6 separate regions of the Homo sapiens genome follow, and regions 1, 2, 3, 4 and 6 are each linked to region 5. The links are chromatin contacts, found by Hi-C or POLR2A ChIA-PET in ENCODE. All regions are on one chromosome and are shown on one strand. Each heading gives the region's core, a stretch centred on a gene start or an enhancer-like site at or near the end of the contact. The rest is flanking DNA. Distances are from core to core; before and after follow the strand shown.

The links. Hi-C counts contacts between places; a loop is a spot of excess contacts on that map. ChIA-PET counts read pairs that join two places held with the same protein, here RNA polymerase II (POLR2A). Pooled maps may share reads with other maps.
Region 1: a loop to region 5 is called in a pooled map, with 4 times the contacts of the local background. The contact joins the promoter of LINC00896 here to the promoter of KLHL22 in region 5. A Hi-C loop is called at or near these places in 4 of 50 pooled maps. POLR2A ChIA-PET finds 5 or more read pairs at or near these places in 2 of 52 experiments (OCI-LY7 and RWPE1).
Region 2: a loop to region 5 is called in a map of gastrocnemius medialis, with 6 times the contacts of the local background. The contact joins the promoter of CRKL here to the promoter of KLHL22 in region 5. A Hi-C loop is called at or near these places in 6 of 168 maps with a recorded cell type or tissue (CD4-positive, alpha-beta T cell, K562, ascending aorta and 3 more), 5 of 37 single-sample maps with no recorded cell type and 16 of 50 pooled maps.
Region 3: a loop to region 5 is called in a pooled map, with 13 times the contacts of the local background. The contact joins the promoter of ARVCF here to the promoter of KLHL22 in region 5. A Hi-C loop is called at or near these places in 1 of 168 maps with a recorded cell type or tissue (gastrocnemius medialis) and 7 of 50 pooled maps.
Region 4: a map of gastrocnemius medialis shows a loop between it and region 5 (6-fold over the local background). The contact joins the promoter of DGCR8 here to the promoter of KLHL22 in region 5. A Hi-C loop is called at or near these places in 1 of 168 maps with a recorded cell type or tissue (gastrocnemius medialis) and 6 of 50 pooled maps. POLR2A ChIA-PET finds 5 or more read pairs at or near these places in 3 of 52 experiments (A673, B cell and HEK293T).
Region 6: a pooled map shows a loop between it and region 5 (6-fold over the local background). The contact joins the promoter of THAP7 here to the promoter of KLHL22 in region 5. A Hi-C loop is called at or near these places in 1 of 168 maps with a recorded cell type or tissue (K562), 5 of 37 single-sample maps with no recorded cell type and 12 of 50 pooled maps. POLR2A ChIA-PET finds 5 or more read pairs at or near these places in 3 of 52 experiments (AG04450, B cell and GM12878).

Annotation. Positions count from the first base shown.
Region 1 is chr22:20,203,525-20,208,318 of GRCh38, forward strand. It overlaps LINC00896 (long intergenic non-protein coding RNA 896), which reads left to right and starts at 2,808. Exons shown (of 1, transcript NR_026919.1): 1 at 2,808-4,794. LOC105372862 (a long non-coding RNA gene) reads right to left here. Exons shown (of 3, transcript XR_938009.3): 2 at 4,449-4,539; 3 at 2,494-2,721. LINC02891 (long intergenic non-protein coding RNA 2891) reads right to left here and starts at 1,394. Exons shown (of 4, transcript NR_038460.2): 1 at 1,129-1,394; 2 at 809-975. RefSeq lists enhancers at 1-369, 2,925-3,164, 4,373-4,794.
Region 2 is chr22:20,916,157-20,920,939 of GRCh38, forward strand. CRKL (CRK like proto-oncogene, adaptor protein) reads left to right here and starts at 1,251. Exons shown (of 3, transcript NM_005207.4): 1 at 1,251-2,089. The coding sequence starts at 1,779. RefSeq lists a silencer at 1,168-1,617 and an enhancer at 1,908-1,967.
Region 3 is chr22:20,014,360-20,018,677 of GRCh38, forward strand. ARVCF (ARVCF delta catenin family member) reads right to left here and starts at 2,464. Exons shown (of 20, transcript NM_001670.3): 1 at 2,230-2,464. It also overlaps a transcript of TANGO2 not described here. RefSeq lists a silencer at 2,356-2,755.
Region 4 is chr22:20,078,795-20,083,163 of GRCh38, forward strand. DGCR8 (DGCR8 microprocessor complex subunit) reads left to right here and starts at 1,447. Exons shown (of 14, transcript NM_022720.7): 1 at 1,447-1,589. RefSeq lists a silencer at 1,326-1,945 and an enhancer at 2,206-2,265.
Region 5 is chr22:20,494,463-20,498,977 of GRCh38, forward strand. It overlaps KLHL22 (kelch like family member 22), which reads right to left and starts at 1,333. Exons shown (of 7, transcript NM_032775.4): 1 at 1,298-1,333. It overlaps LOC101928824 (a long non-coding RNA gene), which reads left to right and starts at 1,451. Exons shown (of 4, transcript XR_007068011.1): 1 at 1,451-2,225; 2 at 4,205-4,329. RefSeq lists a silencer at 993-1,652 and an enhancer at 1,847-2,499.
Region 6 is chr22:21,000,770-21,005,246 of GRCh38, forward strand. It overlaps THAP7 (THAP domain containing 7), which reads right to left and starts at 1,349. Exons shown (of 4, transcript NM_030573.3): 1 at 1,063-1,349; 2 at 487-642; 3 at 1-18. The coding sequence starts at 1,142. It overlaps THAP7-AS1 (THAP7 antisense RNA 1), which reads left to right and starts at 1,153. Exons shown (of 2, transcript NR_027051.1): 1 at 1,153-2,060. RefSeq lists an enhancer at 203-412 and silencers at 1,013-1,182, 1,203-1,312, 1,954-2,344.

The sequences.
Region 1 (4,794 bases), core at 1,558-4,057, 290 kb before region 5:
GAGACATAGGCTGGGACAGGCTGCTGGGTGTACTGTCCCTGGGAAGTGCAAGGTGGCGAGTCAGGAAGGCCCCAGGAGCAGGGTTGGGGCAGGAGCCAGTGAGCAGGGCAGGACCCTCATCTGGAGGGGCTGGGGGAGGTCTCCAGTCTGGGATGGGGGTGTTCCCGGCACCAGCCCAGTGTTTCTGGTGCAGCAGCCACGTCATTATGGTTGGAATGTGACCCCATTAGCCCTGGGGCGGGGCTGTTCAACATCCTGAGGATAATTGATCAGAGGGAGGAGGGGCTGCACCGCTTCCTAGCAGGTTGAGTTAATTATCAGCCTGCATTAGCACTTGACCTGTGGCATGTGTCAACTCATTACTGCTAATTGCAGGGACTCAGTGACCTCTCCGAACTTCTGTCACCCCTGTCACGGCCCCTGCCCTGTGGAGGCCTGTGGAATGGGAAGTGGGGAGGGGAAGGAGAAGGGGGCGGAGTCAGCCGGAGCCTCCTGGCCAGGCCTGGAGTCACCCTGTCCTGCCACAGCTCTCATGGGTTTAGAGTGGGCCCTGGGGCAGAGGGTTTGCAAGGATAGGGGTGGGTGGCTCTGCCGAGGGCGGTGTTCTGAGTAGGTCTCATTCCCCAGTCTGCCCAGCCTGGCCCCACCCCAGCTCTGCTGCCCTGTTACTTTGTCCCCCTGTGTTCACCCTCCACTTCCTGCCGGGGACACTCCAAGGCCTGCCAAGGTTGGAGCAGGGGTGGGACTCAGCCATTCAACAAACGCTTCCTTGGTTATGCAGGGCTGGGCATTGGGGTGGGGGGCTGACCTGGACCCTCCAAGACATCAGATTGTCCAACTGCTCAGTTTTCATTGGGGCAAGTGCCTCGCTGAGGGTGAAGGGGGCTGTGAGTGCCCATCAGGGAGCCTGGACAGGTCCCGCCTCTCACAGCTGTCCCACTCTCTGGAGCTGCCTTGGTGGCAGATGGCACTGTCCTAGAAAGGTGAGGCTGGAGCTGTCTCTTCCACCAGGGGTGGCCAAGGACGCTTCCAGGGTCTTCCATGCAGGCCTCCAGGGTCACCCTGGGCGTGGCTGAGGGCATGCAGACCACGCTGTGCTCCCCCCCACCCCCCATGCCCGTCGCTTGCCTGACATGCTCCTCAGCTGTCTTGCCCCGCAGAAGCTGTGTGGTCTCCCCTGTGAGTAGAGTCGGGCTCCATGATCCTCCGGAGCAGCGCCAGGGACTCTCCCCAGGCACAATTTTAAAGGGGGCCCTAGGACCTGCCAGGTCCACGGAAGTGGTCCTTGTAACTCTCTCCCTGGTGGCAGCCTCTGGTGCATTCCGGCAGGGGCAGCCCCTCCTCATCACAGGGACCCTGTGTGCCAGGCCCCAGCTGCGTTGCCGCTGAATTATGGATTTAATAGCAGAGAAGCCTTGCAGGCCGCCTGTGCTGGCTCGGGAAACCGGGGCCCAGCCGGGGCCTGTCACGGTCCTGGTGCCGCCCTGCTTCCTGTCGGCGCCACGGAGCAAGCGGAGAGATTTATCTTCCCGGCTTTAAGAGGTACTAACGGAGGAGGCTGAGAGGCAGGAGCTGAATAATTGATGGCCTTCTCTGGCTCAGGATCTGCTGAAAATGACACGGTGCAAGGCAGAGGGGCTGAGAGTGCTGACCACAAAATGCTGAGAAGCCACTCCAGGGCGGTCACGGCCAGAAGGAGGACCCCCACTCAGGACGGGGTCACAGGCATTTGGGGCGGGTGTCAGAGGCTCCTGCCCTGGGTCATTCCAGGGGGCCAGGATACCCAGAAGCTGGGCCTAGAGGCCCACAGGGCTGGCTCACCCCCACTTCCCTCTCACACGCCTGCCATCACCGGTGCTTCAGCCCAGCAACCCCATGGCTCGTTGGCCCCGTCCACAGCCCCCACTGCCTCCTGTGTGCTGGGCGTGGGCCTCTGAGCTCTACTCTCAGCCTCCTTAGCCCCAGGAGAGGAGTGGAGGACAGGGGTTTAACGTGGGGTGTGGTGCGGAGCGGGGAGGGCTGTGGCGCCCCCTCAGCCCCTCCTTTCCTAACAGCCTCAGCCTCCCCCCTGGAGAATCCCCTACCTGCTGGGCACATCTGGCCTCTCCCCACCATTCTGTCTCCAGCCGGGAGATCTCTACCCAGTGAAACAGTGAAACAGGAAGGGTTCCCTGGTTACCCCGCGCAGGGCGCAGGGCATGCAGCGGGGGAGTGGCTCGCTTCTTCAGTGCCCCACCGCTCACACCTCTAGGGGAGCATACAGACGGGCAGGCTGTGGGGCTCTGACCCCATGGCAGTGTCTGGGGGTGAATGTTTACAGCTCTTGAAACCCCAGTGGGAGTGCGTTACCGGGTGGTCTTTTAGTCTAGCGGTCTGTAGGTGGCTGGTGAGAGTGAGCTCAATTAGACCCCTGCCTTATAACAAGGACAGAGGAATTTCTGTATCCCAGGGTTTCTTGCCTTGGTGTACCAAAAAATTGGATCACACGTGGGCTTGGAGAATGAGTGCAAGGTTTTATTGAGTGGAAGTAGCTCTCAGCAGATGGGGGAGCCAGAGGGGAGATGGTTTTCCCCTGGAGTCAGGCAACATTCTCGGGATGTCCAGCAGCTTGTCTTCTTCCACCAGTGTGTTCCTCTCCCCACACAGAGGCTTCTGTCTCTGCCTTGCTAGGGTCTTGGGTTTTTATAGGCATAGGATGGAGGCATGGCAGGCCAGGGTGGTCTTGGGAAATGCAACATTTGGGCAGGAAATGCCTGTCCTCACCTAGGTTCGTGGGGGTGGAGCCCTAGGCAGGGACCACGCCCTTCTCTACGGAGCACTTCCCGTCCCTCCTCTGTATCATTTAAAGGGACCACGCTTTTCCCTTCTCAGCACTTCCTTTCCGTATCAACAGGAGGCCAGGGACTGGCTGGACCCCTAGGAGCCAGGTCCTACGGATAGGTGAGCCGGCCCCCCAGGGCAAACACCTCCACTGGGCAGACCTGACTGCCCAGAGCTGGATTCTTTACTTGTAAAAGGGGCCATGAGTGACACAGGCTCGGCCTGCTGTGCCTTGAGGAAAGGAGAGGCTAAAAATTCTGCCTTCTCTCCTAAAGCCAGCCGGGCTCTTTATGGTGGGGGAAGGAAGGATTTGTTTATTTGCACTCTTCTGAAATAAAAGTTCTCTATCCTCCCTCCTGGCTGGAGTTGGGAGGGCCCCATGGGTGGGCTCTGAGATGTGGCACACGGTACCCAGGGCAGGGCTGGGAAGGGTGGGGTGCAGGGGCCTCCCTGGCTGCAGGGCCCACCCACCAGGTGCCTGGGCTTGCTGCACTGAGCAGGCATGGGCTCTGGCCCCCCTCACTGTCCCTTCCAGGCCCAGCCTGTGTTCAGGGCCCAGGACAGGGTCTGGCCAGCAGGCCCCAGGCCTCCAAGATGTTCTCAGCCTCTGGAGTGTGTGTGATGATGAGCACTCATGGAGCTTCCTGTATGCTGGGCCCTGGGCTTCTGAGAGGGCCACCGGGTGGCGACTGAGTCACGAGGTGGAGGGCCAGTCCCAGGGACTCCAGGTGACCTCGTGTCGGCACCACGCCCTTCTCCCATGGGCAGTCCTGGGCGCCCCTTCCTGGCCTTGGGCCCAGTGGCCTGTGGCCTGACCCCGTCCACTCCTGCTTGGTTGTCCCAGCAGCAGCAGGAGCCCATGCTGGAGAAGGTGTTATGGGGCAGGTGGAGGGCCCGGCTGACTCAGATGATCCCCCAAGTTTCTTTTCAATGAACACTTGTTTAGTGCAGTTTTTCCTCCTCAAATCCCCCTCACACAGGCAGACACCCTCTTGGCCCAGGGTAATCTGCTGAGCCTTTGCTCAAATATAGCAGCTTTGCTGCTTTCTAAACACAACTAATCCAATTTGGGATTTGGGGATTCGAGGTGGGCAGCACTGGGCCTCAGATGAGCCCCCATCACCCCAGACCCATGCAGGAAGAGCCAGGCAGGGTGGGGCCCTGGGGCCACCTGGTGGGCTCAGGGCCAGGGCATCGCGATGTCCCCATCCTTCACACTACGGGGCTTCCTGGCTGCAGAGTTGGGGACTCAGCTGGGAATGCTGGCCATAGAGGCAGAGAGCCCCCATCCTGCTGGGCCAGCCCTGACCTGGCTTCTCCAGGGTGGCCCAGTGTCCCCTTCTGCCCTTCCCCTGGCTCCCACCGTCCACATCCCTCTATCTGCCCACCCTGGACAACAACCAGCACAGTGCAGTGTGGCCCTGCAGTGACACCACCTGCAGAGAGGTCAGGCCCAGCCTCCCCCGTCTCCTAAAAGGCCAGCAGGTCCCAGGAGCTGGGGGTGGGGCCTGGCTGTGGGGCCTCCATGCCCCAGGGGCCAGGGCAGACCCTCCTTAGCCGGCAACCACTGCAGATTCCTCCCCTGGCCAGCACTCGGGGACCTCCCTGCCCCTGCCCCGTCCCCCTACCTTGCCTGCTGAGACATAGGGCTCCACGGGTCTCTCTCCTGGGGCCGGGCTGACTGTGGCCTGCGAGGGGCAGTCATCGTGTTGGGTTTTCCTGCCAGAGGCAGAAACCACAAAATTACCTGGAACATACACGCCCCAAGTGACAGATTCAATTCAATTCCACAAATATTGACCTCGCGTCTAATCCACTCGTCCTCCAGTGCCAGCTCATTCCTGAGAAGCCCAGCCTGGCAGCCGCAGATCCCATTTAATCCCAGCCCCACAATGTCACCAGCTCGCAGCTTGGGAGCTGGGCTCATCCAGGCCCTGGCAGGTGGGGCCAGAGCTGGGCTCTGACCTCTGTACC
Region 2 (4,783 bases), core at 1-2,500, 420 kb after region 5:
TTGAGATGGGGAAATCAAGGCTGCAGTGAGCCATGATAGTTCCACTGCACTCCAGCCTGGGTGACAGAAGGAGAACCTGTCTCAAAAACAAACAAAATAAAACAAACAGGCTGGGCACGGTGGCTCACGCCTGTAATCCTAGCACTTTGGGAAGCTGAGGCAGGCAGATCACCTGAGGTCAGGAGTTTGAGACCAGCCTGGCCAACATGGTGAAACCCCGTTTCTACTAAAAATACAAAAATTAGCAGGGCATGGCGGCGGACAGCTGTAATCCCAGCTACTCGGGAGGCTGAGGCAGGAGAATCGCTTGAACCCGGGAGGCGGAGGTTGCAGTGAGCCGAGATCGCGCCCCTGCACTCCAACCTGGTGACAGAGCGAGACTCCGTCGAAAGAAGGAAAGGAAAGGGAAAGGGAAAGGAAAGGGAAAGGGAAAGGAAAGGAAGAGAGAGAGAGAGAGAAAGAAAAGAAAAGAAAAAAGAAAAGAAAGAAAGAAAGAAAGAAAGAAAGAAAGAAAGAAAGAAAGAAAGAAAACAAACAAAAACAAATAGGGATTAATAAATAGGCAGAAGCAGGCATAATCCGGGGCAGGGGAAGCCTCGGGGCCACGCCCGAGAGGCATTTGTATTTTACTTTCAGCAGTTCAGAGCCCATGATAGCCAGGTTACCCACTTGTGGACTTCCTTGACCACTTAATTGAGTCAATCTAACCCTCACCTTCTCTCTCCTCTCACTCCATTTAGCGGGTCACGTAGCCACTAGGGCTTCCTTAGCCTATCAGGCCACCTGGGGACTGAGTCATTCAGTCAGTCACCTATCTGGTGGTCACATCTGCCCCTGGGCTCATCCTTTTACTGGGCCACCTCGGCCCATCGGGACCTGTCAGTCCTTGACCTCCCTCAGGCCCCTAGGCTGGCCAGGTCGCCTCAGTGCCACGCCTCCCTGGCCCGCGATTCAGCCTGCACGTTACGCTTTGTTCCCAGAAGCAGGTTTTCGAAACGCGGTTCCCTCTCGGCTCCAGCTGTTTTCCTGCCAGCGCTGGGAGACCCGGCAGCCGCAGCGCCCCCAGCGGCGCGCAGCGGCCCAGGAAGAGAGTGCCTACCGCCGGCGCCTCTTCAGCCTCCTCCTGGAACGCGGGAGCGGGCGCGACCAGCGCCCACCCTGATCGTCGCGACGGTGCTCCTGATTGGCTGCGCTGTGTGACGTAACGGGAGGGCCCCGGCGGCCGCCGGGAGCCGGGGCCCAGCGCGTGCGCAGACGGAGCGCGCTGAGCGGAGGGGGAGGTGGCTGCCGCTTCTCCCGCGTCCGCCATTTTGTTGCTGTGGCTATTGGGAACAAGCTGGGCAAAAGCACCCCGGAGGCGCGACGCTCCTTCGAGTTCGGTGCCTCGTGTGACGGCGGGGGTCGGTGAAGACCCGTCGAGCTGCGGCGCCGGCGCGTTCCAGGCCGGGAGTCACTGGAGGCACCCCTGGGACGCCGAGCAGCCCGAGAACCCCGGGGTGGCCTCCGCTGCGGCTCGGGTTTGCCTGCCCCGACCCCCCGGCTCTGCCGTGCATTCCCGGGCGGCTCTCTCCGTGTGGCGGCCCCGGAGCAGGCGGGCGGCGTCGGAGGATGCTGCGGGCCCGGAGCCGAGAGGAAAGTGCTGGCCCAGCCCTCTGAGCGCTCCTCGAGGTGTGCGAGAGGCCCTTCCTCGGCCCCAAAGCCGTCTGCCGGGCTAAGGCGTGCAGAGCAGGCGAGGACAGCCGCCGCCCCTACCGCCGCAGAGTCCCCGGTCCAACACCATGTCCTCCGCCAGGTTCGACTCCTCGGACCGCTCCGCCTGGTATATGGGGCCGGTGTCTCGCCAGGAGGCGCAGACCCGGCTCCAGGGCCAGCGCCACGGTATGTTCCTCGTCCGCGATTCTTCCACCTGCCCTGGGGACTATGTGCTGTCGGTGTCCGAGAACTCGCGGGTCTCCCACTACATCATCAACTCGCTGCCCAACCGCCGTTTTAAGATCGGGGACCAGGAATTTGACCATTTGCCGGCCCTGCTGGAGTTTTACAAGATCCACTACCTGGACACCACCACCCTCATCGAGCCTGCGCCCAGGTACGCGAGAGCCCTCCCCGACCGCGGAGGAAGGTCGAGAACCGGGTCTGTCGAAGAGTGCTTGTATAGGGGGGTGGGGCGCGCTTGAACCCATATTCCCCGCATTCTGAACCAAATTATTTTCCAGAAGGCCTTCCTAACAGAAAGCTAGTGTCAGGATCTGGGTCACTGGATAAGAGGATGCGTTTTTTTTTTTTCCCTCTCACGAGGCTGTTTCTCAATGTGAAGAGGATGCGTTTTGAATGTTTAACGGTGGTTGCATAGTTAAAATGCACGCTTTTTGCCTTTCGTGACTTTCTCTGGGTGTAATACTGATGCAGGGATTTGTTGGTTTTTCTAAAAACCTCTTTTTTTTTTTTTTTTTTGAGACGGAGTCTCGCTGTGTCGCCAGGCTGGAGTGCAGTGGTGCGATCTCGGCTCACTGCAACCTCCGCCTCCCGGGTTCAAGCGATTCTCCTGCCTTAGCCTCCCGAGTAGCTGGGACTACTGGCTCACGCCACCACACCCAGCTAATTTTTGTATTTTTAGTAGAGACGGTGTTTCACCATGTTGGCCTGGATGGTCTCGATCTCTTGCCCTCGTGATCCGCCTGCCTCGGTCTCCCAAAATGCTGGGATTACAGGCGTGAGCCACCACACCCGGCCAAAAACCGTTTTTAAGCCATAGACTTCTTTGAGAATCTGAAGATAGCCGAGCACTCACCACCCCACCCCCACCCCCACCCCCACCCCTCCCCGCCAAAGGCACGTACACACAAGTTTGCACACCATCCCGGGTGCTTGTACTCCCTCCAGATCTCTGAACTCCAGGTTAAGAACTCCAGGACTGCAGCCTTTGGAACAGTCAAAAAAATGAAAATGCTTTAGCGTTTAGAAACAAAAAAACCTTTAACCAAAATATCAGAACTGTATATTGATACTGTGGTGCCAAGTTTGAAGCAGGCCAGACACCACCACTTTTATAGTACGTTAATTACAAAGATAAGAGAAGGTGCATTGGCTTCAGCGAGGATATTTTTTGGAAAATTTATTGCATATTTTCTCCCCGAGGACCATTAGTAGGCCAGAGATCAGTCTGGTTAATTTCCAAGGTGGAATTAGGCTAGAATGTTATTAAGGAAAATTTTTGAATGACACTTAGTTGTATCCTAGTTCAATTTCAGACATGCTTTTTGTGTTAAGTCTAATGATTTTGTATTTCTTATTTTAAAATTAACGCAAAGTGACCAAGCATTCTCTTTTCCAAGTGAAATACGTTATTTTAATTGATTAGTTGCTTTAATTTGCCTTAAGCGTTTTAGCAGAGATTTGCTTTTATTGTTGTGTTTGCCCTGTAACACTGATTTTATCAGAGGTTTCTTTTATTTAAATTATCCCAAATTTGAGTTGAAAAGTTGCCTAGAATTTTTAAAGTAACAAACTGGCCAGTTCGTTTCTTAAACATCTATTTTAAAAGGACTGGGTGTTGATACAGTTTTTCCAGGGTTAGATGTTTATGACTTTATGGATTTGTCGACCGGGTATTACTCTAAACTTTAAACATTAAAAGCTATTATAATTGAGGACACCAACTGTTTGCATAGTGGGATAGAGATAGAAAAAAAAAAGCCATGACAGTATAATGACTACAAGATTAACTACTGAACTAAATGGACTTTAAAAGTGGGGAGAAAGTGATTATAAATCAAATACTGTATAACAAAGACCAGGACACCAAGAATCTGATTGGTGAAACCTGCGGTTCCTGGCAGATGCTGGTAGTTGCAGTCAACTTTGAGCACAATATAATTCCAATTTAAGGAGTTGAGAATCTTAGAACCCACTGTAGTGAGATTTGTAATATGACTGAATAAATTCTTCCTCTCGTTTGTGAGCGTGAATTATATAATTAATACCAGGCATTCATTAAGCCATGCATATGCTTATGTTGAGGTCATGAGTACTAATAATACAGCTGTTTCAAAAAGCAAGTTAATGGGCGGGTGTGGTAGCTCACGCCAGTAATCCCAGCACTTTGGGAAGCCAAGCCGGGCGAATCACGAGGTCAGGAGTTCAAGACCATCTTGGCCAACATGGTGAAACCCCGTCTCTGCTAAAAATACAAAAAATTAGCTGGGCGTAGTGGTGGGTGCCTGTAATCCCAGCTACTCGGGAGGCTGAGGCAGGAGAATCGCTCGAACCCGGGAGGCGGAGGTTGCAGTGAGCCGAGATCGCGCCACTGCACAGCCCGGGTGACAGAGTGAGACTCTGTCTCAAAAAAAAAAAAGGAAAAAGTTAATGACTTGAGTCTCCTTCTAGAGGAAGGAAAAGAAGTATGCCGCTTCTCTCTATCCACAGAATCGCCTCCAGATTTTCCGTACATGCATGCATCTTCTTAGAGAACAAGCATGTAATTCTGTCTTTGCCCTCTTTCGTCCTTCCTTTACTGCAGCTGTACTAGGCTGCTCACTTATTCCCTGGTAGCCATCCTTCCTTACTCATACCTTTGTACCTTTGCACCTTTGCTCCAGCTGTTGGCTCTTCACTGACTGCCTTAACTACACCTCACTCTCCATCTGTTGAAATCCTACCTGTTGTTCCAGTCCCCTCACAGATTATAGGGCCTTTCTCTGACCCTACCCCTCACGTTCAGCTTTGTTTCTCCTTCTCTGTGCCCTCTGCCTCAGGCCTGTTGCTTTAATTTAGTTTTTCATTT
Region 3 (4,318 bases), core at 1,214-3,713, 480 kb before region 5:
AATTTTTGTATTTTTAGTAGAGACAGGGTTTCACCATGTTGGCCAGGCTAGTGTCAAACTCCTGACCTCAGGTGATCCACCTGCCTTGGCCTCCCAAAGTGTTGGGATTACAGGCATGAGCCACTGCGCCCGGCCTCATTCTGGTCTTAATTGAAGCTGCTGACAAAAGAACAGACACCTCCCCATGACTAAGCCACCATCAGGGAAGTCCCCAGGACCCCCAAGGCCCAGCTGGTGCTCTGCAGTGCTGTCCCTGGACCCCCACCCTCCATTCCTGGCCCTGTCTACAGAATGGGCCCTGACTCCCTATCCCAGCTCTACCCTGTCACTCCCTCTGCCAGGGCCAGGCGGGGAGCACGACAGATGGGCTGGACAGAGGGTGGTGCCTGGCATCCGTGTGCAGAGCTCCCTGCTCCACCCAGAGACCGGGGATCCTGCTGCTCCTGCACCTTCTGTCCTTACTCAGGACAGCCTCATGCTCCCCCAGGCCAGACTCCTGGGGTGAAGGAGCACAGGGAACTCACCCTGAATCCCTGTGTAGCACAAACAGAAGGAGGGGTGCTACCCTACCCTCACAGAGCCACAGAGATGCAGAGGGCCCCGGGACTGGGGGGAGACTACAGGGCCACCTCTGGAGGGAGTGCCAGAGCAAACATGGGAGCCAAGCAGCCCAGATGTGGTGGGTGGGGAGACTCAAATTTAGCAGGATTGAGGGTCAGAACTTGTTCTCCCAGGAGGAACCTTGGTCAGAAGGTCCTTGTGTTTATGCTGAAAAGCCTGACAGGGCAGCTCAGCCAAGAGCTGGGCAGGGGCTGGCTTGGCTGTGCTCAACTACCCTCTCAGCTGGGACTTGAGTCCCTTAGCGAATGTTCTGTGCCCAGTCCTCTGCTGGGCGCTGGTGGACCCCAGAATGGGGGTAGGGTGGGGACAGGGGACAGCTGGGAGCAGACATTGCGGATAGGATGGGGCAAGACTGGGGGAAATGCCTTCCCAGACACGCTGCGGCTCACACTGTCGCCTGATCTAAGGCCTGGATCACCTGCTTAGGAGCTGACCGGCCACTGGCATGGCACACCGGGCAAGAGAGCGCTGACTGCCCCCCTGCATTCAGCACCATCCCAGCTCCAATAGAGTGAGTACAAGATAGGTAACACCTGCCTTGTTTGGACCAGACCTCTAAACACCGCCCAGATCCCAGAGTAAAGGCAGATAAGGCAGTAGTTAAGAAGTAGGAAGAAGTAAAGGCAGCTACCCCAGAGAAGCTAAGGTCGGGAGAGGTGGAGGCTCCCACTGCACCCCCCTGGCCCATACCATAGGGGAGGTTTCCCCCACAGCAGCCTGGGTACTCACCTGAGGTTATTAGACAGCAGCATTAAGAGCCTACTCTAAAAAATACCCACGGGGCACCTTTCTTTTCCTTATTTCTAAATATGCCTGGATGTAGGGAAAGGGAGCTGAAGTCCTTTAGTTCCATTTTAAGTATGTTACATTACACATAGCTAAGAAACGGTGAAATATTGTAAGCAGCCAATATTTAATTATTTAAAAATTAAAATAGGCTGGAGCTCTCAGGCCACCTGCCCAGGGCGACTCCCCAGCAAACCGAGCAGTCTCCCTCAGAGTGGAGATGACATGTCTCCGCACCGGCACCGAGGGGGCGCAGGGCGGCGTGGGGAGGGGGACCCAGGCCGGGGGTCCGGGTGGCGCGCCCTCTCTCACCCCCGAGGCGGCAGGAGCAGCGCGGCGCGAGGACACCTCCGGGCCGTCGGTGCCCCTGAGCTTCCCGGCGGCGCGCTGCCCCAGGAAAGTTCCCGGCCTGCCGCCCCTCGGGCTGTTGGAAAGTTTCGGCGGCTGCAGGGCCCTGGCAGCTAGGCGCCAAGCGTCGCGCGGGGCGGGCACGGCTGCGGGGTCGGGCCGCGCTCGGCTGGAGTGCTCAGTGCAAGACGCCCGGACGGGTAGGGTAGGGCCCCAAGGCCACGCACAAAGAGACCCGCCCCCGCCGGCCCGGGGTCTCGGACGCCGCAGAGCGCGCGGACAAGACGCGGGTGGGGCGGAGATTGGCTCCGACGTCCGGCCCAGACCCTCGCCCGGATCTCGACTCCAGGGATAGGACCCTGTCCGGACCGCTGCCCGGAATGCGTCCCATATCTGCAGCCCCGCCCCCAGTCCCGGCTCCGACCCGAGGCCCCAGCCCCGGGTCCCACACCCCGCCCACTGGCTCAGGCTTACCTGGAGCGCAGCGTGGGCGGCCCCGCAGCGCGGCCTCGGACCCCAGAAGGGCTTCCCCGGGTCCGTTGGCGCGCGGGGAGCGGCGTTCCCAGGGCGCGGCGCGGTGCGGCGCGGCGCGGGTCGCAGTCCACGCGGCCGCAACTCGGACCGGTGCGGGGGCCGCCCCCTCCCTCCAGGCCCAGCGCGCAACCCGAGACCCCGGGCCAGCCCTCCCGCCCTCACGCGGCCCGTGCGCAAAGCGGACCGGGCCGGCGACGCGAATCTCCGCCCCGCCCCATCTGACAGCAAATTTTCCCATTGGTCGAGAGACCCGGCGCGGCACGGCAACCGGCGCCGATTGGGCGGATGCGCGGAGATGACGGCTTGCCATTGGGCCTCCGGGATGTCAGTCCCGGCGGATGACCGGCCCCCTCGCGGAGGGGCCGCGGCCCCGCACCTGCCCGAACCTCTGCGGCGGCGGTGGCAGGGTACGCGGGACCGCTCCCTCCCAGCCGACTTACGAGAACATCCCCCGACCATCCAGCCCCGAGCAGGGACTGGCAGAGCCGGCGCCCCTTCCCCGGACTCTGGCCGCGTAGCCTCCGCCACCACTCCCAGTTCACAGGTATCCTTCTTCAGCGCCTGCTACTCGCTGCGCGCTGCGCGCCGCTCCCTCCTGTCGACATCGAATTGTATTCTTCACGCAAGCCGCGAGAGAGAGTTCTGCTGCTATCCCCATTTTACAGTTGGGAAACAGCCTCAGAGAGGTTCTCACTTGCTTGAACACAGTCGTCTGACCCTGGGGCCTGGGGGCTCTCTCATCCTCACGCCCCTGGGTCCCCGCAGCGGGGAGACGATGGAGGTAGGAGCTGCAGTATTTCCGAGGGCAGGAAGGGACCCCCTCGGTAAACCAGGGGCTCACCTCCCCCACCAGGCCTGGATGTAGAGACCTCTTGGGCTTGTCCCACCCTGCAGGCCCCCCATGGGGCCGCCCTTTCTTACCTCCTCCTGGCATTCTCACAGCCCCACAGCTCTGCGTCTGGGGAGGCAGAGTTGTGCGTTTATGCCCGCACCCCGTACTACTGTCCCATTTTCTTCACCCTACCTGGAGTCAGGAAGAAACGGTGCTTCACTGCCTGTTGAGATTCACGTAGGTTACATTTCCTTGCCAGATTAAGAGCACCTGACATGAGTGGGACCATGACCCTCCGCCAGCTCTGCGTAACCTTGTGGTGTAGGGGGGAACCAGCAGGGATGCTGCCCAGTGGGCTTTTCTAGGGGGAGGTCCTGAGATGACTTCTTAGCCAGTGACCCTGGCTCACGCATGCTGTCATCCTTTCCTGCCCTGGATGCACCTGGAGATGACCAGTTCCTCGGCTCATTGCATTCTCCAAGGCCGCCTGGGGAACCAAACTGCCCACAACCATGCTTATGAGTGGTGGAGGGGTGTGACCAGACACTCTTGTCTTATCCACCCATATTGGGAGTCCAGTGTGTTCATCCAATCATTCCTTGGCCAGGACAAAGAAAATGAAATGGCCCAAGGCAAGAACTCACTGCTGGGACCACCGCTGGGTCCATCTGTGTGCTGGCAGCATGGTGAATCGATCCCAGCTGCCTTTCAGAGCCAGGCAGCTACTATCAATCGATTGGAGCTGGCACTTGACGTGCCAATTGGCCTCCTGGCATAGGGTTGTTGCTTGCTGCTCTGGGAGGGCAGAATGAAGTAGCTGTCCCTAGAATAGGGGCCCTCACAAACCAGGTAGCTGTCATCCTGTGGAGCAGCACCATGGTGACATTCTGGCTCAGGTGCTGTGTAGCTGAGGGGTCGTTTCCTCCATTTAGGAGTAGACGTAATGAGTCCAGCTGTCCCCAGCCATCTCTTCAAGGCCATTGGACCCTGGTTCTGCTGGAGCCCCTCTTCTCACAGTTACCTCATAGTCCTGCACCACCCCCTCCCCACACTTGCAAGAGGGACTGGACAGACCTCTGTTGAAAGAGTGCAAAAGACAGAACCATACACCAAAATCTGTGCAAGTGAGACTACCTCTCCTCTCATCACCACCCCTACCACCCATAGGGTTGCAGAGACCTGTCTGCCCTCGGCAGG
Region 4 (4,369 bases), core at 197-2,696, 420 kb before region 5:
TGGCTACTTTTTGTATTTTCAGTAGAGATAAGGTTTCGCCACGTTGCCCAAGCTGGTGTGGAACTCTTGAGCTCAGGTGATCCGCCTGCTTCGGCCTCCCAAAGTACTGGGGTTACAGGCGTGAGCCACAGGGCCCGGCCCACTATTTTTATCACTCAAGATTTTCGTCTACAGCAGCTATTATTGGGGTGGCTACCCAGTGGAAAATTTTTCTATTTCCACTATTCCTTCCACATTTATTGACAGGAAAGCTAGTCTAAGGAAGAGCTGTACCCTCACTTACTCAGACCCTCGTTTTCCTTTTTTTTTTTTTTTTTTTTGAGACGGAGTCTCACTCTGCCGCCCAGGCTAGAGTGAAAGTGGTGCTATCTCGGATCACTGCAGCCTGGAACTCCTGGACTCAGGTGATCCTTCCACCTCAGCCTCCCGAGTAGCTCGGACCACAGGCGCCCGCCACCACGCGGCTAATTAAAAATAATTTTGGGCCCGGCGCGGTGGCTCATGCCTGTAATCCCAGCACTTTGGGAGGCCGAGGCGGGCAGATCAATTGAGGCCAGGAGTTTGATACCAGCCTGGCCAACATGGTGAAACCCCGTCTCTACCAAAAATATAAAAATTAGCCGGGCGTGGTGGTGGGCGCCTGTAATCCCAGTTACTCGGGTGGGTGAGCCAGGAGAATCGCTTGAATCCGGGAGGCAAAGGTTGCAGTGAGCTGAGATCGCGCCACTGCACCCCAGCCTGGGAGACAAAGCGAGACACCGCCTCAAAAAAAAAAAAAAAAAGAAAGAAAATTTGTAGATACTGGGCTCTCACTATGTTAGCCAGGCTGGTCTCGAACTCCTGGGCTCAAGTAATCCTCCTGACTCGACCTCCCAAAACTCTGGGATTACAGGCGCAAGCCACCGTGCCCGGCCGAACCACCGTGCCCGGCCGAACCCTCCCTGTTTTGGAAATCCTGTATTAGCAAAGGGGACAGCGCCAGACAGTTGAGCACACGCGTTCTTTATAAATGATGATGTCTGATACAGTGATGCTTTTAACAGGGTTGTGTAACGCCTGTGTGTGCACGGTCTCTTCTGCAGTGTCCACCGAAGGTGGCCCGTCTGCGTGTCCGCTCCCGGCGTACTCCGCGCTCCCTGTTCCCGGCATTCCCCGCGCTCCCCGAGCTTCCCGCGCTCCCCTGCTCCCGGCATTCCCGGTGCTTCCCGTTCCCGGCGCTCCTCGCGGCCGCCGCCCTCAGTCCAGCGAGCCCCGCCTGGGCAGCGACTGTTAGCGCGACCGCGGCCTGGGCGCCTGGTCCCTCCCGCGCGGCCGCGCTATTGGGCCGCGCGCGGCGGACACACGCGCTACGCGCCGCCGATTGGCGGCCTCCGCAGCGCGCTCTGCGGCTCCCCCAATGCGGGGCGGCCGCGCGCGGGGATTGGCCGCACGCCGCGAAGGCCCGCCCTCCGCTCGCCCGGCGCGGCAGGCGGGTGCCGGCGACCGGAGAGCCTGGACAGGCTTTCCAGATGGCTGCGGCGGTCGGTCGGTGAGGCTTTCCCGGCTGTGGTTTGGCTGCGGGCGGCTTGGGCAGCCCGCGGGCGCCTCAGGTAGGTGCGGGGCGCGAGGGGCGCCCGCGGGCGGTTGGGCGGGCGCCGCGGCCTGCGCGAGGGCGCGCCCTTCCCTCCCGCCTCCCTCCGGGACCGAGGCCGCGGGCGGGGCGGGGGCGCGGAGCCCGGCCTTTGTGAGGCAACATGGCCGCGGGCGGTGGAGAGCGCGGGGTGGGGACGCCTCCGGGGCTGGGGGGCGGGCCCCGGGCCCAGGCGTTGCCGACTCTCGTCGCTGTCCGCCCGGGTAAAGAGGCTCCTCTCCCGGAGGGCCCGAAGCCTAGCATCGCCTTCAGGCGGGAAAGGTGTGGACAGGGCCAGTGCTCGCCTGGGACCCTGCCGGCTTTAACACAGTTTGGGAAATCCAAGAAGTCGCCTAAGTCTTTTTGTCCACAGAATGCTCACGGGTTGAGTGTCACGTAGATAATTGGGATACGGTTTTATTGTAACAATGAGCATGGCGGAAATAAATGGAAGGTGGCAACCTGTTGACAGTGATGCCTGTCTGGTGTCAACCGATGGACTTGGGTTTCTTGTGGCAGGAGTCTGATTTGCCTTTTTGCATGCTTGCATGTACCTTGTTCCTGCACGGCAGTCCTGTCTTTGGCTGTCGACTGTTCGAGGCCAACCACCAGGCGAGGATCCACTGTTTCCTGGCCAGACTAGACTCCCAGCTGTGGGAGTGGCCCAAACCCTGCTGCAGGCCTTCACTCACAAAAGGGAGTGAATGGCCAGCCCGGGGTACCCAGTGTTGCCTCTAAGTGCGGGATATGAGGCCTGTTGGAGGATGACAAAAGGAACGGATGAGGTCATACTGCCGCTGGGTTGGGCGGGAGGCTGCAGCGGGAGAGACTTGACCAAAAGGCAGCCTCCATGGCGCTGGCACTGGTGCTGGCCCGTCACAGCCAGTGCCTCTGTTAGCCAACACAGCAAGTGGGCTAGGAGGAAGGGTGCTGTCCAAGTGTACGGGTTTTCTCCCCGTGCCAAGGGTCCAGGGGAGCTTGCCGTGAGCCCGTTCCTGTCCGATAGTCCTGTTGGCAAGGCAGGGTTTGCATGCGGTGTTTGGTCAGCTGGAGCAGTGGGGAGGCCTACGGGCAGAGAGCTCCCCTTTGAGCCCTTTGCGGCCAGGCGCTGTGTGGAGCACTTCCCAGGGGTTGTTTTGTAGTCTCACCGTGACCTTGGGGTAGGAAATGTGCTTCTGGCTGGCTTGCCCAGTCTTAGACTCTCTTGTTGTAGCCCTCTCCTTTGTGATGTCACCCAGCCTCCTGACTTTAATGCCAGCTTTCCTTGACATCTTCACAGCTCCAGCCCTGGCCTCTCTTCTGATTTCCAGCCTGGTGTTTCTGGCCACCTCTTCCATATCTCCATGTGTTACTTTGGCGCCAAGTAGCCATATCCAAACCAAACTCAAATCTTCACCCATGCCAAAACATTCCTTGGCCTATCTAAAGTCCCTTTGATTCCTCTCTTTCTTACACCTTCATGCAGTCCTAAGGAGGCCCCGTCAGCTCACCTATTTCTAAGCACAGACCATTTCTCACCACCTTCAAGTTAACATCCTGGCCCAGCCTACCTGGTGAGCCTCTAATTCTCTTTACTGTCACCTTAGGTCCTCACTCCCCATCCACCATCTATAGTTTTTCTGGACACAGAGTGATTCTTCTTTCTTTCTTTTTTTTTTTTTTTGTTTTTTTGAGACAGAATCTCGCTCTGTCGCCCAGACTGGAGTGCAGTGGCGTGATCTCAGCTCACTGCAACTTCTGCCTCCCGGGTTCAAGCGATTCTCCTGCCTCAGCCTCCCAAGTAGCTGGGACTGCAGGCGTCCACCACCACCACGCCCGGCTGATTTTTGTATTTTTAGTAGAGACGGGGTTTCACCATGTTGGCCAGGCTGGTCTCGAACTCCTGGCCTCAAATGATCTGCCTGCCTCAGCCTTCCAGAGCGCTGGGATTACAGGCGTGAGCCACTGTGCCTGGCCACAGAGTGATTCTTTTTATTTTTTTGAGACAGAGTCTCGCTTTGTTGCTCAGGCTGGAGTGCAGTGGTGCGATCTCCCGCTCACTGTAAGCTTCGCCTCCTGGGTTCAAGCCATTCTCCTGCCTCAGCCTCCCGAGTAGCTGGGACTATAGGCGCCCACCACCACACTCGGCTAATTTTTTGTATTTTTAATAGAGACGGGGTTTCAATGTGTTAGCCAGGGTGGTGTCGATCTCCTGACCTTGTGGTCCGCCTGCCTCAGCCTCCCAAAGTGCTGGGATTACAGTCGTGCACCACCGCGCCCGGCCCAGAGTGGTTCTTTTAAACCATAAGATGGTATAAAACAGAGGCGGTGTAGATGCAAGCCAGCTTGCCTGCTTGTAAAGCAGCTCCATCACTTCCTGGCTGTATGACCTTGAGCATGTGGGTGAACCTTTCTTCCATAATGCTATGTGAGACCTGGGTGAGTTAAAATGCTTAAAGTGCTTAGAACAGGGCCTGGCTGAGGTTTGGTTGCCACTGCTATCCTGGAATCAGCTGATGCCACTGTGTGGGCCTTCCTATCCGGTGGCCCATCTCTCTCACTAAGAGCCAAAGTCCTGGCAGCAGCCTGGGAGGACCAGCCCTGATCCATCTGCCCTCATGGACTTGGCCCACTGTCACGTCCCCTCAGCACACTGCCCCAGCTGGCCACACCACATTCCTGACCCCAGCCCTCTGCTTTTCCTCTCAGTGTCACCTGGAACATCCCCTCCTCCCAGCCCTGTAACCCACCTGGCTCACTCCTGCCTTCACGTGGATGCAG
Region 5 (4,515 bases), core at 83-2,582:
CTTCATCTCCTGGGTTCAAGCGATTCTCCTACCTCAGCCTCCCGAGTAGCTGGGATTACAAGCACGTGTCACCACACCCAGCTAATTTTTGTATTTTTAGTAGAGACGGGGTTTCACCATGTTGGCCAGGCTAGTCTCTCCTGACCTCAGGTGATCTGCCAGCCTTGGCCTCCCAAAGTGCTGGGATTACAGGCATGAGCCACCGCGCCCGCCCCCAGTCTCATATCCCCAATTTTAGTCATCACAAGCCAAGTTCCCCGTTTTGTACTGTTCGAAGTTTCAGTGGGGAGAAGAAAGGAAGCTTAATGTGCCACATAGCTACAAACTGAAGGATACAAGATGAATTTTTATGAAGTGATGGATGGCAGAGTCAAAATCATTTCAGAGGAACTTTCAGTTCGGTACGATTTTACTGAGTAGATACCCTCAGCCTTCTGTAGGGCCCCCGAACGAGCAGTATCCCCTCAAAGAAACTCAATCCTTGGCAGCATGAAGCAAGGTCGGCCACAAAGGCAAAGGGGGCGGCTGCGGTAGAGGAGAGGGAGTGGGTGCTGATTCCCAGCGGGGCAGCCTTCCAAAGGGTGCGCTCTGGAAGAATCTCCCAGGGAGCCGTCTTGGAGGCACTCGGCCCCGCGGAGGGCCGGAGCGAGGGCGCCCAGTGAGGAGCCCAGGCGGAAGGTGGCGGTGCCCCGCTGCCCGCCCCAGATCCACTCGGCTCGGCCCGCACCGGATCTAAAATGGTCAGAACTGGCAGCCGACGCTTCGCGCTCTGGTGATTTTGCACTGACAGCGCGATCTCCGGCTCCTCTCAGGAAACCGGGAGAGCTGGCAAGGCTGGGCTCCTACGGCTGCAGTCCCCGGGCCCGATCGAGGGAACTGAGGCTCGTCAGGCCGGCCCCAAATCGCCCGCCTGTTGCAAGGCCGCCCGCTCCAGCGCGGAGGGTCGCGGCCAGGAAGGCCGCATTCGGACCTGCCGCAGGCAACAGGGCCCGCCCGGGTGCCAGGAGGCCGGCGCGCCAGCAGCCGCGCTGAGGAGGCCTCGCACCCTGGCCCCTGGCCGAGCGCCAGATCCCGGCCCCTACGCGCCCGCGCCCGGGGATCCCGCCGGCCGCGTCCCCGCCACGTCAGGCCGCGGGCTCTCCTCAGGTCGCCGCCCCCGAGCCTCCGGCCCGCGCCCGCCCCCGCGCCCCTCGGACTCCGCGCCGCTAGCTTGTCCCCGGCCCAGCGATGCCTGCTTGCCGCCCGACCCCCGCGTTCGCTGCCGCCCGGCCCGTTCGGCTCACGCCTCGCAGCTGACCTGGTGCCGCCGCCAGCCGAGGCCGCACTCGCAGCTGGAGGGAGGCGGGAGGCGGGAGGCGGGAGGCGCGAGGCGGGAGGCTGGGCGAGAGGAGCCGGCGGGGCGGGGGCCTGGGCCGTCACGTGGGTGCGCCGCGCAGGCGCCGGGCGGGCCAGACGTAGGCCCGGGGGTTCCCGGCCTGGCCGGGTAGCAGCGCGGGGGCGGCCCTGGGGCGGGGAGACAGGGGGCGGCTCCACTCCGGCGCTCTGCGGAGGACAGCAGCGATCGCCAAGGCTCAGTGAGTCCCCGCACTAGCGCGGCACCTGGCACTTGGCGGGGCCGAACCAACGAATGAGCGAATTTGCCGAGAGTCGCCCCGTCTGAATCCATTGACTCTTTCCTTGCCTCGGTCCTACCCTCATTCCTCGACTCACTTCCTCCTGCCCTTCCTCACTATCTCCCTCCCCGCTCATATCCTCCCTCTCCTTTCCTCATTCCCTTCTTCACTCTCTTCTCTCCTCTCTTACTCCCCCCCTCTCATTCCCTCCCTCCTTCACTCTCTCATTCCTTCCCTTCCTATCTTACCCACCATTCCCTTCCTCCCTCACTCATTCACTCCCTCCCTGTCTCCCCCTCTCATCCCCTCCCTCTCTCATTCCCTTTCCCTCCCTCCTTAACTCTCGTTCTCTCCTCCCTCTCTCATTCCTTCCCTCCCTGTCTCATTTCCCCCCTTCTTTCCCTCCCTCCCTCTCCTCTTCTCCCATTGCCTCCCTCCCTCTTTGATTCCCTTCTTTCCTCCTCTCCTCCACTTGTTCCCTTCGTCACGCGCTCATTCCCTCCCTCCCGCGGCCTGCTCCTTCCCCGCTCCCTCCGCGGTCGGTGCCGCTGACCGTAGCGCGCCCCCTGCGGGATATCGGGGAGAATCGCTTAACACCGCCAGAGTGAACAGGTGCTAGTTTGTGTGCCCGTTCCTTTACTGAGATTTTGCAGTAAATCTAATTCCCAGTCTTAAAGCCTGGTCCCAGAGGTCCGTGCGCGGGTCTTGGCATTCATTGTTCTCCACCTCACCTTCGAGCAGGTCCCATCCTCCGAGGCGTATCCGTAATGGCTGCGCCCAGAGCTTGGAGCCACAGAGCCTCCTGATGGGATAAGGTTGGAGTGTCCCACACTGTGGTTTTGAGAGGGACTGTGAAGGGTGGAGAGAGTGGTAGGGGGAGGATGTGGCTGGAGATGGCTCATGGTTAAAAAGAAAGGTGGGGCCGGGCTTGGTGGCTGGCGCCTGTAATCCCAACACTTTGGGAGGCCGAGACGGGCGGATCACGAGGTCAGGAGATGGAAACCATCCTGGCCAACATGGTGAAACCCCATCTCTACCAAAACACACACAAAAAAACTAGCCGGTCGTGGTGGCGCGCACCTGTAGTCCCAGCTACTCGGGAGCCTGAGGCAGGAGAATCGCTTGAACCCGGGAGGCAGAGGTTGCAGTGAGCCGAGATCACGCGCCACTGCACTCCAGCCTGGTGACAGAGCGAGACTCCGTCTCAAAAAAAAAAAAAAAAAAAAAAAAAAAAATTGGTGGAAGGGGAATGTAAAAGGAGGAAAATACACGGAAGAGAATTGCTGTCCTGGCTGAGTCCAGAGAGATAACTGAGGGTCCCAGACAAGGATCAAGAGAACGGGATTGGCCTCCAGAGGCAGAGGTTCCAAATGGGAGTGGGCTTCCTCCTAGAAAGACTTTCTGGAGGAGACCCCCCTACTGTGTAACAGAGGAGGACTTTGGGATTAAGAAAAGCATTCCAGGAAGCCGACAGTGTCAGCAAACGTGGAGGTGAGATCCTTCAAAGTGAGTGGTGTGGAGGTTTCCAGAATTTTCTGAGCCTGAAGGGAAGGTTGGAGAGCAGACCCTGCCCTTTGGAGGCTTGACTTAGCCCTGAGGGCACCCTGTAGCCAGGGTGGGCAGATGCCAATATGGTAGAGACGAAGACTGAGTAGGGAGCCAGCCACAGTGCTGTGGTCTCAGGCAGGGAGTGAAGACCAGAGTGGAGCAGGCTAGAAACCTGGGAAGGAAGCAGGTTCCCCAGTATAAGCCCAGTGATGTGTGAAGAATGAGCCCAGGAGATGGGTGGGGAAGTAGGCCCACCCTGCCTACAGGGGAGCCAGAGCAAGAGCAGGTCTGGGGGAAGATGAGGCCCCCCTTGGCTCCAGGTAGGGGAAGACTGACCTCCAAGGCCCAATGGGACCAGGTGTACGGGTGGACCCAGAGAGGAGAGGAAAAGGAATCCTGGGGCAGCAACAAGAAGGCCACTGTGGTCTGAATGTCGGTACCCCCAAAATTCATATGTTGGAACTGAATCCTCAGTGCGATACTATTATAAAGTAGGGCCTTTGGGAGGGGTTTAGGTCATGAGGGTGAAGTCCTCACCATGGGATCAGTGTATAAAAGAGGTTCGAAGGAGCTCATCCCCCACTTTTGCCAGGTGAGGACACTGTAATAAGCACCATCTTCAAGGCAGAGAATCGGCTGGGCGCAGTGGCTCACGCCTGTAATCCCAGCACTTTGGGAAGCCGAGGTGGGAGGATCATGAGGTCAGGAGATCAAGACCATCCTGGCTAACATGGTGAAACCCCATCTCTACTAAAAATACAAAAAATTAGCCAGGCATGGTGGTGGGCGCCTGTAGTCCCAGCTACTTGGGAGGCTGAGGCAGGAGAATGGCGTGAACCCGGGAGGCAGAGCTTGCAGTGAGCTGAGATCGCGCCACTGCACTCCAGCCTGGGTGACAGAGCAAGACTCCGTCTCAAAAAAAAAAAGCAGAGAACGGACCCCTCACTAGACACTGGGGCTTTTTTCTGAAGGCTACTGTGTCATATAAAATTTATATTAAATAAATTGATATGCTTTTCTCTTGTTAATCTGTCCTTTGTTAGAGGGGTGTCAACCAGGAACCTTGTGATGCGTGAGGAAAAAATATTACCTTTTCCCCCTACTCTTTCTGGCACCCAACAAACAAGTGGGGTGGCAAAGACACCCCACTTGGGACAACTGGCAAAAGGTAAGCATTCTTACCAAGGTTAACTGTCCCATATCACTGCCTGTAGTACTCAGCTGAGAGTGGAAGGTAAAAACTTCTTGTCCCTTCCTTTCCAAATTCAAATTAGCAGAAGAAAACATTGTGTCTGGATTGTGACTCTTGCTTAAATTTGGTTGAGGGGTAACTGTTTGTTATTGATCCTTTCCT
Region 6 (4,477 bases), core at 99-2,598, 510 kb after region 5:
TTTAGCCTGTGATATCCACTGCGGGGAAAAGCAACCCAGATGAGCTGGAGAGCAAGTGCTGCCTCCCCAGGCCAATCTGCCCCCAGCAGCAGCGCCGTGGGATGCTGGAAGGCATCGTGCAAACAATACGTCTGGGGAACGCCAAGTTACAGCTACACCAATCGCTTCCCCGCAGGACTCCTCACAGTCCAGGTGTGTGGAAAGCCTGCATAAGCCGAGCTGGGCTGACCAGCCAGAAAGAATTCTTTGATTTGTGGACTTGCTGGCAAGACTGGGGCTCTGAAAGATACTCTCTGGAAAGGCTCCTGTTTTCCCCTTGTGTCACAGGCACAGTGATCCTGGGGGTGGGTTTCACTGTGCAGAGCTGGGAACAGGAAACAGCCCCCTTGGACGCAGGCTGCTCAAGGGACTTCCATGACCTGCAGCTGTCCCAGTCCGCCGGGAGCCCCACATCCTACCCCAGCGTCGGCCGGCAGGGAGGCCCACCTGATTCCCACCAGCTCAAAGCAGTCCTCCTCAAAGTGTTTGGAGCAGAAGTAGATGTACTCGGATGCCGGGTCCCACAGGCCCTGGCCGCTGGGGTCCAGCCGCTGGCAGTTGGCCAGCCACAAGCCTCGCCTCGGGTTGTCCTTCTTGGGAAGTCTGTGGAGCCACAAACCCGTGAGCACCAGGCTGTCCACAGCCCTGGGCTCATGCTGCCCAAGCACCCCAGAGGGGAAACGCAGACCCAACACGCGCCGCCACGAGACCTCCCTGCGACCCCGCCGGGTAAGCACCACCGCCCGGGCACAGACGAGGCAACGGAGGCCTCGAGAAGAAAAGCAGTTTCCTCAGCGTCATCTGGCAGGTAACAGAGTGGGGCGGGTCCAAGCCGGCTAGACTTCCCGTCCTCCCCTTCCCGACTGCATTCAGTCCCGCCGGGACCGTTCCGCTTCACCTCCCACCCACAGGTTCAAGCCTCCTCAGTATCTGAGAAAGGCGCGAAGCCTCTACGCAGTTGCGACCCGAGGCGAGCAACAACTAGCGCATGCGCACGTGAGCCCGCGGCGCACGCGCGCTGACCTGTGGAAGGAGATGCCGCGGTTGCGCGTCTCGCGCGTGTCCCGTGTGCAGCAGCCGGCGGCGGAGCAGTGACGCGGCATCTGGGAAAGAGGCGGGAGTTAAGTCGCAAGCGGCTCTCCGGGCATCCGGAGGAGCCTCGCGCCTCCAGCCGCCGCTCCTCCCCAAGGGGCTCTGGCCTGTCGGGTCCCCCCCGGCCCGTTGTCGCCCCAACCCCGTCCCAGCCGATTCTCTTGACTTCTGTCAGCGGCACTCACGCTCTGGCCATTGCTGCGCCGCCGAAGTCTCGCGAGGGGTAGCGCGCGCCGGAAGTTGGTACCATAGAGACTGGAGAGCCGGAGGTGCCCCCGCCACCGGGGCGGGGCGGGGCGAGGTCCTAGCTAGCTGGGTTAGTAAGCGGCGCGAGCGTGCGAGTTTCTGACGCGCCCGCGTCGTCCCAGCTCCCTGGACTACCAGTATTGTCGCCCACGTGGGCTTCTCTTTCGTCCGCTCAGGCCTCACTTTTCTCCGTAAACACCCCGGCACGATGGAGCGGCCCCAGCGTTCGGGAGCGGCCCGGGAGCGGAAAGCGGCAGTGTCCTGGGAGCCTCGAAAGCCGCAGGGGCGGCAGCTCGCCTCGGAATGACCTCTGACGGAAGAAATAAAACGGGGCCTGGGACGCTTGCACGAAAGAACCCGACAAAAACCAGAGCCCGCACTCACTCTCGTACTGGGGAGGTGGACTTCAGGGAGGGTTATCTGGAGGAGGAATCTCTCAAAGTACAACACAGGAGAAAGACAGTATCGCAATACAGAAATTTTATTTTTTATTTTATTATTATTTTCCTGAGACCGGAGTCTCGCTCTGTCGCCCAGGCTGGAGTGCAGTGGCGCGATCTCGGCTCACTGCAAACTCCGCCTCCCGGGTTCACGCCATTCGGCTGCCTCACCCTCCACAGTAGCTGGGACTACAAGCGCCCGCCACCACGCCCGGCTAATTTGCAATACGGAAATTTTAATAGGTAATTAGCTCTCCTAGCGTTATGGTGGGGAATACAGAGGGATGGTTGCCTGCCGCACCCTCCCCTCACTATTCTTCGCCTTCTTCAGCCTCAGCTTCCACGGAATCCATGCCCACATCTTCATAATCCTCCAGAGCTGCCAGATCCTCGCGGGCCTCGGAGAATTCCCCCACTGCCATGCCCTCCCCCACGTACCAGTGCACTAAGGCGCACTTGGCCGAACTTATGGTCCAGGCAGGCCCAGGCCTCCGTGATGGCCGTGGTGTTGCTCAGCATGCACACCGCCCGCTGCACTTTGGCCAGGTCTCCCACAGGGACCACCGTGGGGGGCTGGTAGTTAATGCCCACCTGTCAGAGATGGGCAGCATAGAATGAAGTTTATATTGGCCTCAGAAATGGGAGCTCATTAAAAATCAGAGCTGTGGACCAGTTCCAACACTGTGTTTTAAGAATTGCTTCTATATTTTTTGGCATTATCTGTTATCTATCGACAATTAATATCCTTTGACGACTTTTTTTTTTCTTTTCTTCTCCTTCTTCCTCCTTCTCCTCCTTCTTTGTTGTTGTTGTTGAGACAGGGTCTAGCTCTGTTGCCCAGGCTGGAGTGCAGTGGTGCAATCTCGGCTCACTGCAACCTTTGTCTCCCAGGTTCAAGCAATTCTCCTACCTCAGCGTCCTGAGTAGCTGGGATTATGGGCATGTAAGATGGAGCCCGGAAGACGGAGATTTCAGTGAGCTGAGATTTCGCCACTGCACTCCAGCCTGGGCTACAGAGCGAGACTCTGTCTCAGAAAAAAAAAAAAATTATTACCCATATTACCCATACAGTAAAACACATGAAAAAGAATGAGAACCCTGTCTTGGGATATAAATACATCCAAGGTATATTGTATACTTTGTAAAAAGAAAAGTGAGTTGAAGTCTATGTATTTATGTGTAAAAAAATCCATGTAATAACATACACAGGCTAGAACCTTGGGCAGCTAGGGTAGCATCATGCCGGAGGAGGACAAACGCCTGCTGAGGTGGTGACCCTGCCTTGCCCTGCCAAGCACGTAGCAGTTAGCACCAACTAGATACAGACACACTCCACAGGAGTTGGAAGGGGCAGAGAGAAGGGTTCGTACCCTGATCAGGGAGTGTCCTCCCACAACTCTAAGGCCAAGCCTATCAGCCCTTCCAAGTGGGAGTGCTGCCAGCTTTCTGTTTACTGTGACCACCTGTGTGCAGCAATTGGGTCTGTCACCTACAGGAAAGGGACATACATATCTGCTGGCCACTGTCAACATCACCTGTATAACAAGAGATTAATATGCCTTGAATATGTACAGAATGTTTTTCAAAGGACAGAAGCAGCTCTGGGGAAGAAGAGGACTTCAGCTTTTCAGTCTTCTGCATTCTTTCAGTATTTTGCCACATATCAGGTTTTGTTTTGTTTTTGAGACAGGGTCTCACTCTGTCACCCAGCCTTGAGTGCAGTGGTGTGATCTTGGCTCACTGCAACCTCTGCCTCCTGGGTTCAAGCGATTTTCCCACTTTAAGTGATCCGCCTGCATCAGCCTCCCAAAGTATTGGGATTACAGGTGTGAGCCACCGCGCCCGGCCCATATCAAGTTTTTTTTTTTTTTTTTTTTTTTTTTTTTTTTTTTTTTTTTTTTTTGAGATGGAGTCTTGCTCTGTCATTCAGGCTGGAGTGCAGTGGCACAATCTCGGCTCACTGCAACCTCCACCTCCTGGGTTCAAGCAATTCTCCTGCCTCAGCCTCCAGAGTAGCTGGAATTACAGGCAACCGCCACCATGCCTGACTAATTTTTGTATTTTTAGTAGAGATAGGGTTTCACCATGTTGGCCAGGCTGGTCTTGAACTCCTGACCTCCGGTGATCCGCCTACCTTGGCCTCCCAGAATGCTGGGATTATAGGCGTGAGCCACTGACCGCACCCAGCTTTTTTTTTTTTTTTTTTTTTGAGATGGGTTTTGCTCTGTCGCCCAGGTTAGAGTGAAGTACAATGGTGCCATCTTGGCTCACTGCAGCCTCAACCTCCCGGGCTTAAGCAGTCCTCCTGTCTCAGCCTCCTGAGTAGCTAGCACTACAGGAAATGTGCCACCATGCCCAGCTAATTTTTTATTTTTTGTAGAGACAGGTTTTGCCACGTTGCCCAGGCTGGTCTCAAAGTCCTGGGCTCAAGCCATCCACCCAATGGATTACAGGTGTGAGACACTGTGCCTGGCCAACATAAGTACTTTTATAATAAAAAACCCAAATGTTCGTATTTTTTTTTCTAAGGGTCTTGTTCTGTCACCCAGGCTGGAGTGCAGTGGCGCAGTCATGGCTCACTGCAACATCTGCCTCCCAGTCTCAGGTGATCCTCCTACCTCAGCCTCCCAAGTAACTGGAACTATAGGTGTGTGCCATCA